2 separate regions of the Homo sapiens genome follow, and region 2 is linked to region 1. The links are chromatin loops, found by intact Hi-C in ENCODE. Cell type or tissue: gastrocnemius medialis. All regions are shown on one strand. Links, peaks and the distances in the headings refer to the core of each region. The heading gives the core; the rest is flanking DNA. Region 1 has its middle 47 kb from the start of LINC00396. Region 2 has its middle 130 kb from the start of IRS2.

Region 1 (5,381 bases), core at 112-5,111:
TACGACTTGACAAAGTGACTTTGACCGGAAATAATCTGCTTTGGGAACCTCCCAGGTGACGGACAGCCTTGGACAGCCAGTTAATTTCAAAGGCCCAATGTGATAGTTAAGGTTGTGTGTGAATGTGGCCAGGCCACAGTACCCAGATATCGGGTCCAACGCATCTGGATGTTGGTGTGAAGTTATTTTTTAGTTGATGTAAACATTTAAATCAGGAGACGCTGACAAAGTAGATGATCCTCAAAAATGTGGGTGGGCCTTCTCTAAATAGCTGAAGCCTTTCAGTAAAAGGCCGATCTCCCCAAGGAAGAGGGAATCCTGCCAGCAGATGGCCTTAAGGCTTAAACGGTCATATCCATAGGCTCTCCCCTGAGTATCCAGCTTGCTGGCCTATCCTGTGAATTTCAGACTTGCCAGCCCTCGCAGTAGTACAAACCAATTCCGTAAAATAAATCTCTCTCCTCTCTCTCTCTAAAGAGACTATTGGTTCTGCAGCTCTGAACAATCCTAATACACCCAACCATCCCTACCAAAAAAAACCTATGTCTTTTCACAACATCCTAGGCCAATAGAGTGTCTTTCACCAATGACAGCCATGTTTTTCAGCCTTGTGGGTGAACAAAATGCTGAAGGTACCTTCTGGGAGGGGATTGTGGTCAGCACAGCTCTTGCTCACATCTTTTGTGCTTCGTTTCTTCTGTGCACCAGTTTATTCCAGCCCTTCGTCCCTCACAGCATTCTCTTCGACTGAACATTTTGGTGCATTCACTGACTTCCTGTGAAGGTCACCTATTCACTTCACTCTCTAATGCAGGGCTGAACTAGCTGCAGTGGCACAGAGATTAGGAGAGGCCCGAGAAGCAAGTCCATCTCTAGGTGCTCAGAGAAACATGGCCCTGGGGGTGGCCCTGAAGACAGAAACTTCCAGCAGCTGCTACCACAGAAGTCTACATGGGGTTTCTTAAGAGGAAGGCCAATCCCAGACATTAGGAAGCATCATAATAATTGATGACATTGTTTGAATGTGGCCTATAGGTCAGGCAGTGTTCTAAGGGGTTTACTGACCACACCTCATTTGGTCTTGCCAGCAGCCTCCCAGGCACATATTTCCAAGGATCTCCACTTTACACCTGAGGGATGCAAGGCACTCATCTGTGAAGTGACTTCCCCAAATCACATGCTATGACATGGTGAAGCCAGGACTCCTGAGACCCACCTGTCAACCACCAGATCAAGACTTGGTGATATTTGGAGATCCAAGTGTGTGGCTAAAAACAGGGTCAGTTGTCAGAGAGTGGGGCCATGCAGAGTATCTGTGCAAAGGGGGTGATGGCACCCTAGTCATACTAGTGGGTAACGGTCATTTCCTGGAGCACTGGGAAAGAGCTCTGTCATGGGGAGCCAGCTATGGGAACTGGGAAACAAGAGGAGGCTGGACTTCATGCTCGATTTAAACCCCAGCCCCATCACCACAAGCGATGAGACTTGGAGCAACTTCCACAGCCTCTCTGAGCTTCATCTGAATAGCAAGGATAAGAGCCGTTTCACATGGCTACTGTGAGGATTAAGTGTGAAAATAGGATGGTCCCAGGGAAAGTGGGTGCTTGGAATCATGACAGGAGCAAAATATAATCCTGGTTATCACAGATGTTGCATGAAGTCACGGCCAGACACATGGTGAACCCCACTTTGCTGGGCCTCAGAGAATAAGACTGAGTTCTTAGGGCACCTAAGGTCCAGTTGACCTTAGAGTCAGGATGGAACTGGCACTAAGGTGAGGGAAGTGAGGGGACCAGGGTGCACAGTTCAAGGAGGCACCCATGCTCTGGGTGGGGCACATACAGGGGAGGCAGGGGAGAACGAGTGCCTCCTTAAATCCTGCTCCCTGCATATCTGGACTGGGAAGTGGGGCTGCACCCAATGTTGGGGTGATGCCTGCAGGGAGGAACAGTCTACAGAGAAAACCAGGGACACTGCACCCAAGGCTGGCCCAAGTGCTGGTGAGTGACTGTCTTGTGATTTTAACTGATCTTGCGGTCCAAACCATCTAGTCATGCCTCAGAGCAGATGTTTTGGCTTAACTGGGTAGTTATCTGCACCACCCTAATAAATCAGCCAATTGTTCAGATTTATGCCACAACATTAACAGGTTGGCTTCACCTAGCAGTTGATCTATTGATATAATAAGGCACTGTATTTTCAAGAGAACATGAGGATATCCTTTGAGATTTGGATTTCTGCATAATATGTGGGCCCACTGGGTCACTTGCCGGCGCGAATAAATCTTACACACTCTACACTCACACTCACATGGAAATGTCTTAAAATCCACAGATAAGTACAAAACAGATTGCCAGCTGGCATACACAGTAAATATTTGTAGATACACATCAATTAAATGTTACTAGGAACTCCTGTGCTTAAGCACAAGCACTCAGGACCACATTCCAAATTTTCCCCACTCAGTTTCCACAGCACCAAGCCTCTTTAAAACATGAGGAAGTTCTGGGTACAAGGAAACTTCTACCAAGCTTTCGTTTAGAAGGAGTTGAAATGTCTAAGGTAAATTGGATGCTATAATGGAACAAACAGCAGATCCTAAATGAGGGTAGCACTGCCAAGCCCAGCCATAATGTTGTCTATTGTAATCACCCTGGACGTGCTCCAGCACCTGTGATGACTCAAAAGGTCCGTGCCGGGAGCACCAAAAGGAGACTCCTCTCTGCCACAAAGAATGTGTATTAAGCATTACGTTCTGGTCTAGCCAAGAGGGTGACATGCGGTTCCTCACTTGAGCAGATCTATTTCTTCACATCTCTGATTGTGTCACGTACAAAGGCCACTCGAGCACAAGCTCACGTCCTGTCCAGAGCATTTCTACACCAGGGCCACCTTGCCCTTGGCCTCCTATCTCTGGTTTCTGCCTCCTTCCCTCCCATTGCTCAACTCCAACTTCCCAGGATAGGATCAGTGTCCCATTGGAACCGCAGCACCAGCTCTTCCCAGCCCACTGAAGACCCTGCCTGTGAAGTCTCACTTGTCTTCAGGGCCCACAGGATATGTAGACTGGATGAACCTCAAACCAAAATAATAACTCTCAGCTGTCTCTACTCCACATGAGACCTTAGAGCCTGCAACCCTCAGGTCATAGGCCTTCTTCTTCTTAGAATGTCTTCTTATTCAAGGGATGATTCTGTTTTTAAGCCACACCTAAATATTGTGACTCTTGAATTTTCTTTTCTTTTCTTTTCTTTTCTTTTTTTTTTTTGAGATGGAGTTTCGCTCTTTTTGCCCAGGATGGAGTGCAATGGCAAGACCTTGGCTCACTGCAACCTCTGCCTCCGGGGTTCAAGCAATTCTCCTGCCTCAGCCTCCTAAGTAGCTGGGATTACAGGCGTGGGCCACCATGCCCAGCTAAGTTTGAATTTTGTATTTTTAGAGGAGACGGGGTTTCTCTATGTTGGCTGGGCTGGTCTCAAACTGTCAACCTCAGGTGATACGCCCGCCTCGGCCTCCCAAAGTGCTGGGATTACAGGCATGAGCCACCGCACCTGGCCAACTCTTGAATTTTCAAAAGATAACATACATGGGCAAATAATTATATCAAGCCATAAAGGCTCCGGTTACATACAAACTGCATCTAGCGTAACAGGATCAAATTACGAAACAAACGGTTCACCCAAAATTGATTGCCACACTCATAAAGTGAGAACTATTTAAAAACTGGAGACTGATGAAATGCCCATTGAATACTTCCCGAAGGTTTCCACAAGGTACTAGGGGAAGAGAGTGCAATGGGAATCTCGCCCGACACTAGGTCAGTGGCTGTTACAACTTTCATAGCAACTGCACATTTTACTTGTGCTTTTCCTAAAATTTACTCTTGAATTTAATAGTGATGAAGAATGTAGAGTGTATCAGCAAATTGAGACACTAGCAAGTAAGTGTAGAAAATAAATGACCATGAAATTTTTGGAGGAAACATTTGTATGGGTGTTTGTTTACCTTGTTTTGACCAGCATAGTATAATATTGTCGAATTTATGGAGTACCTACAACGTTCCACGTGTTTTTTATTACTCTGCAAGGTAGGCATTGTGGCTACGCACAGATGAATTAACCAAGGTTCAGAGAAGTAAAGTCGTTTGCTTAAACTTGCAGTCAGTAAGGGTCTGAGCTTGATTTGAAGGTGATCCTGTGAAGTTTGCTTTAAAAATACCCAGATATAGGAATAAGTACATGACAGCCAATCTGCTCTTCCCAGGATTACATTCCATGGGATTCTCCACTTTATTCGTATTGCAATAAGTAGTCTTGCCTATAGTCCTCAAATAAAAAGAGTAGATAAATGACAGAAATCTAAATATTTAAATTATCCAAAATATTTGATTTTGTTATGACTTTTGACCTCTTACCAAAAATGGAACAGGCAAAGTTTAAACATGGCTTCAGCCACTTTTCTGTCACTGTCGTTTCATCTGATGATCAAATGGGAATGAGCAGGAGATTCACGGCTCATATTATGCACAGAGTGAGTTATTCAACTTCATAAGACATAAATCTGACAGAATCATTATCCCGGAGCTCAATGACAACAGAGTCCTAAGAAGGTCCACAGTATATTCTCCAGTTTCTTCTTTATGAGTTCACCATCATCTCCTCTTTTGACACTCAGTGAGTTCACACACAGTGTGGTTCTCAAGGCCTTCCCATTCTGTTCAACAGGCATTATGAGAGCTCAGCGGCAGAGGACCACGGCCTCTTCAAAAGAGTGAACCAAATAGGGCGAAGGTAGCTTTGTCCCTAGGCATTCTTTAATGACATGATATAAATTTCAAAGAAGAATTCTAATAATTCAAAACAGGTAACACCATTTTTTTCACATTAATTTAAATGATTCTATTTATAATGAATTCAGAAATCATTAAATTAAATGTAGTATCATTTAAAGGAAGTGAAAATTGGATTATTCTAACTAATCTTTAAAATGCCTTTACAGATGCCAAAAAAATTGTTTAATTTCCTTTTGGTTTTATTTCTTATGAACAAGTATGCTGAGTTACAATAGCTGCATTTTCCACTTCATAACTAACAAGGAATGCCACTTCACAGAATAAAAAGGGAATAATGAAGGCATAGTGAGAAGTCGCAGGACATCCTACTCAAAAGCTAATCCACCAGCTACTATTAAGGAAACAGTCAGTGTGTAATGGGTAACTCAGGACTCAAGAGTACTTTTTCCGTTCAGAAGTAGTGGGTGGAAAGTTCCAATGAAGAAATTACCAGGGTTACATTATGCTCTAACATTTTGTTCTTCTAAGCAGTCTGTTTTAAAAGCATACTCATATTCCAGGGCTCATTGGTCGTGGAATTTCAGACTGG
Region 2 (5,381 bases), core at 149-5,148, 89 kb before region 1:
GCTGGCCAGGCGGGTATCCCTTTCCTCCGTCACCCCTCCATGTGCGTCCCTCCCAAAGCTGCACGCTCGGTCAAAGAGGAAAACCATCCGCGATAGAGGAAGACCAGTCTTTGGTCAAGGGTTTACGAGTAGCTGCGTTCCCCCGCTAGAACCTCCAAACAAGCTCTCAGTACCCGGAATCTGATCTTATTTGAAGAGAGGGTCTTTACAGAGGTAATCAAGTTTAAATGAAGTCGTGAGGGTGAGCCCTAATCCAATATGACTAATGTCCTTAGAAAAAGGGGAAATTTGAACACAGAGATATTCATAGAGGAAGAGAATTGAAGCCTCAGGGAGAATTGAAGCTTCAGGAAGAGACTTGAAATCTACCAGCACAGAAGAGAGGCCTGGAACTAATCCTTCCCTTATGGTGCTCAGTAGGAACGAACCCTGCCAACACCTTGATGTTGAACTTCTGGCCTCCAGGACTATGAGAAAATGGTTTCAGTTGTGTAAGCCACTTAGTTTGTGGTGCTTTGTTACAGCAGCCCTAGGAAGCTGATATATCAAGTGAGCAGGGTTCTAGAGAAACAGAGAAAGCAACAGTTAACTCTGTCTTGGGGAATGAAAGAATGCTTCACTGAGAAATTCTGGAAAGAAGACACTATTATGCCCCAAATGCTGCTCCTTCTTGTATGTTACACTCACACCTCTTAGGTACGATGTCTGGATTTGATAAGCCAGTTATGGCAATATTTACCAGAGAGGACAGAAGGCATAGAAGGTTTAGGGCTCTTCTGAGCCCCTGCACCACATTCTTACTTGATGGTTTGTCTGTCTTTTTGGAAAAGCCCGTCTCTGCGCACACAGCTGGTCCACGAGTTCTCGGCCTGGGGTTTATGGTCCTCCTTCTTATACCTCACGGGGCATCCTCCACTCACATTTTTCAGTGGGCATTCAGTGATCTGAAGCAGGGGTTTTCCCTGATCACTTGTTTAGTTTGGGTTCCCCTGGAATCAGATGCTGAGACAATAGTCTAGATGCAAGGGGCTATTGGACAGGTGCCCCAATTCTGCAGGAAAGTGGGGAAGTGGCACAGGAAGGGGACTGGAGGGGAAGGAGTCCAAAGAGGCATGTTCTTACGTCCTTCACCACCATGGGTAACTGAGCCTTTGCTCCCCATGGAAACTCTGGGAAACAATGCAAGTCCCAGGCTTCAGAGTGACTACACCTGAGGGACAATGGAACTGGTGTGTCACTGGGGTTTAGCATCATTGCTTCACGGTGGTAGTAGGGAAGTGATTACCTAGCCTAGGGTCAAAGCAGCTGTTTTGATCACAGAAGAAAACCTTCAGGCACAGAGATGCAGACATCATGGAAGGTCAGCTGGCGGCACTCACAAGGCAAAATGGTTACCAGTTCCTCACCCGCACTACTTGCCTTTAAATTTTTTTTTTTTTTTTTTTTTTGAGAAGGAGTCTCACTCTGTCGCCCAGGCTGGAGTGCAGTGGCACGATCTAGGCTCACTACAAGCTCCGCCTCCCGGGTTCACGCCATTCTCCTGCCTCAGCCTTCCGGTAGCTGGGACCACAGGTGCCCGCCTGCCACCAAGCCTGGCTGATTTTTTGTATTTTTAGTAGAGATGGGTTTTCACCGTGTTAGCCAGGATGGTCTCAATCTCCTGACCTCGTGATCTGCCCGCCTCAGCCTCCCAAAGTGCTGGGATTCCAGGCATGAGCCACCACACACAGCCTACTTGCCTTTAACTTTTATATTTCCTTACGTAAACCCATAAAAAATATGACTTTTCTGGCTAGATATTTTCTGACACTTGGCTAATAAGCATATTTATAAATAACATAAATATTAGCATATAAATGTAAATAATAGCTAGGATAAATCGTGATAACTGATAATGTGTTTATCAAAAGATCCAGAGGTCTTTCTTATCTGAATCCCATTCTTTTCCTGCTTAAGGAAACCCAGAAATATTGATTCCAGGTTCAGATGTTTGGCCCCTGCAATGTAGTAGTAAAATTTACCAGCTTCAGAAAGAGTAGCTGCAGTTTACAGTATAAATAACAGTCCCCAAAATCTGGTTTTGGGATTCACTGCAGCAGGGTCCCAAACCTCTGCAATGGGTGTATCCCAGTTCTCTTGATCAGGATGAGCAATGCTCTTACACTGGAAGGCTATCCACATACTACTCAACAATGCAGAGAAACTAAAAACCAGTGCAATAATTCTCTATTCAACAGTGGTTAAGTTCCTTCTATGTGCCAGGTAAAATGCACTACTGCTAGTGTTACCAAAATGAGTAAGACACAGTGCTTATTTTTAAAGAACTCATGCCCTAAAGAGAAAAACTACAAGGACTTTTCATTCATAAAATTTGAAGTCATTCCAAAATATGTTACAGAAGGAGAGGAGCTAACTCAATAATTTAACCAACTGGAATGCTATTAAAATATTTTATTTCCCCATTCTTTTGTCAACTTGTGTCTTATCTAGAGGGTATAAACAAGTGCAGAAAGGAGATTGCATTCGAGTGGATTTTAGTTACATAGCACATATGGGAGGGTGGAGAAAAATACTGGAAAATTCAGAAATTACATACATATATATTTCTTTTCAATGCTAGGACTGGCCTATTTGATAATTTTCATTTTGACTAGATTTTTAGCAAATTTGATTTCCCTTTAAGGGTTTGTAATCTTTGTTGGTTTTGTTTCTCTAATTTTTATTTCTTAGATCAATTTTAAGAGAAATACTTCTTATAAAAATACTGCACAAATAAATTAAAATCACACTGTGCAACTTATTTTATAATCTATGATCTATCCACTGATAGCTATTAGTAATCTTTGTGGCTTTCAACATTCTGTTTAGTAGAAATGTCAGGCCTCTTTGTGGCCTGTCTATAAAAAATATTTTTTTCACAATGGCAAAGGCCAGCGTAATAAAAGGCCACAGAGAAGAATTGTTTCCACTCCAAAAAGTAGTGCACAAGAAGAAGAAATTGGGCATGACCAACTGGCCAACTGCCTCCTCCTCTGAGTGCCTGACTTCTTCAAGGCCAGCTCTGCCCCTTGGGATGTGCCAGGTCCTGGCTCGGCTGTGCCCTGAAACTCTACCAGGCTTGCCAGGAAGTAAGCCTCCTACTGGAACATCCAGTAGAAGCTGAGCTACCCTCTATCTCACTGGGAGTTAGTTAGCTCACACATAATCCCCAGCGCCGTGTCTTTTCATCATGCCTACAGCTGACTCCAGTGTGGCAACTGGCCGCCACGCCTCCCTGTTCCCTGGTGGCGGCCCATCATCTGAGTCTGCATTTTCCTCAGAGCCACCCTCTTCACTCAGGCTCAGAGTGACACATCATGCTCTTGGGAGGGGCTCTGTCTCCCCCGCTGCCTGTGGACACCATGGGTGATTGCTGTGATGCTCACATCCTGGCTGCAGTTGTTCATAAACAGATTCTAAACCAACCCAATTATTCACAAGACACTGGTGCAGACGGCTTTATGACTTAGAAGTGTGATCTTTAAAATACCCCGGAAGGAATGGAATTTACATTCCTGATGTGGATTGGGAATATTAATGTGGTCGGGTCCAAATTCTCAGAGCAATGCCTGCAGTACCCCTGATAGAAGTGGGAAGAGGTTCTTACTTACTCCACGCCTACTGCACAGAGAAAGTCAAAGCACAAGTTTATCTGCAGTGTCAGAGGCCTTGGGCTTGGCTTATCACCTAGTTCATAGTGAAAACAAAACCTCAGTCAGGCAGTGTTTTTATTGCTAAATTAGGGAATTTCTAAGTTAGGGCATTGGTGTTGCTCTGATGGGATATTTGGGAGTTCTGTTAGTCATTTTCTTATACTGTTCCCTCAAATATCTTATGCTTGGACTTGTAATTCATGCTGTACTTGCATAAACGTAAGACGGAAGTGCTGTAGGTTATACCCCAATGTCAGAGAACCAAGTGTATTAAACTTCCTGTTTCAAAAATACATAAAACTAGAAAAAGGCAAACATGAATTTCAAAGGCTCCACCACGGTCTCTCTTAAAATGTGAGCTACTCATTTGTACTTAAAACGTAAGTCGATTTCATAAGAAATTATTTGCCTACACATTCAGTAATCTAGCTACAGCATGAAGAACCTGACACACAAGTCAAAAAGAGAAACGCAGTCCAGACATGGTGGTTCACAACTGTAATCCCAGCACTCTGGGAGGCCAAGGTGGGTGGATCACCTGAGGTAGGAGTTCAAAACCAGCCTGGTCAATATGGTGAAACCCTGTCTCTACTAAAAATACAAAAATTAGCCAGGCACGTGGTAATCTCAGCTACTCAGGAGGCTGAGGCAGTAAAATCGTTTGAACCCAGGAGACGGAGGTTGCATTTAGTTGAGATTGCACCACTGCACTCCAGCCTGGGTGACAGAGCAAGACTCCATCTCAAAATAAACTAAAAAAAAAAAAAAAAATTGAGAAACGCAAGTGTTCATGGCACTGCCTTGTTATTTGGCCAGATAGTGCCGAGGAAAGGAAAATGATCTATATTAAGAGAGAGATTTTGATGGAGACAGTTGCTGCCTCATATACACAAACATAGAGCTCACAAGGACAGTGAAAACAAAACCATAGCAAAAGAAAGAATTAAAGGCCAAATCACCAAGTCTAAACCCTTGAACCAACCAGCATCTCTCTCAGTGAGGTTTCCCAAAAGACTGTGACACAAACTGCCCTTTGGACGGGAGAAGGACCTTTGCCACGAAAGGGATGAGACCCAAGCTAATGCTGCCACTCCTGTGTGGCTGTGACATCCTGCCTCTCAGAACCACATTGCAGGAGCTGATCCTCTCTGAGTTTATTGTCATGACCTCCTTTCCAATACCAACATTGCATCAGCAGAAAGAAAATGGTCTCTCACTTATTTTCCATTGAGAGCAATAGCCCATGCTTCAAACTCAGTGAGTAGATGTGCCATGCAGCTCTTTAAGTATAGTTGCTTTGAGTAATTTTATCCCAGTCCATCACATTCCGATGAACTGAGATCACAGACACATTATTTTCACCCTTTGCCAGAATTTTTGTGTGACAGAATGTGATAACCAAGAATGAAATGAATTAAGTTTGCTTCTTGCTTTCAGGTTGATGTAGGGAAGGAGAAGACGGAAACTCTTCCCCTTTAATTTTCATGTAGGGATTGGTATACAATGTACTTAATGAATGTGTTCAGTTAATTAACTAATGAATGTGAAGTTGGGTTTATCAAAATCTTGAGAACGATGATAGCCTGAGTTCTTCCACTTTCTCTGGTGCTGGGCTCATCATGGTAGAAGACAAATGACACCTTGGGAGACACACATCCGAGGAACCGCCCTTGGAGGAATTCAGTAAAG

Evidence for each region. Hi-C counts contacts between places; a loop is a spot of excess contacts. Peaks named below come from ENCODE experiments on the same cell type or tissue, not always from the same donor. Only the 100,000 strongest peaks of a DNase experiment are listed, where the experiment ranks them.
Region 2: it touches region 1 in a loop (14-fold over the local background); 1 of 110 quality-filtered maps calls a loop at or near these places.

What each region holds. Positions count from the first base shown.
Region 1 is chr13:110,003,739-110,009,119 of GRCh38, forward strand. It overlaps a transcript of LINC03082 not described here. Among named protein-coding and RNA genes, the nearest start is that of LINC00396, 47 kb to the right of the region's middle. In gastrocnemius medialis, for the core only: no CTCF peak of the experiment used is centred there; a DNase peak (open chromatin) is centred at 2,833; H3K27ac peaks cover 1,280 bases.
Region 2 is chr13:109,915,165-109,920,545 of GRCh38, forward strand. It overlaps the pseudogene RN7SKP10. Among named protein-coding and RNA genes, the nearest start is that of IRS2, 130 kb to the left of the region's middle. In gastrocnemius medialis, for the core only: no CTCF peak of the experiment used is centred there; a DNase peak (open chromatin) is centred at 3,247; H3K27ac peaks cover 1,761 bases.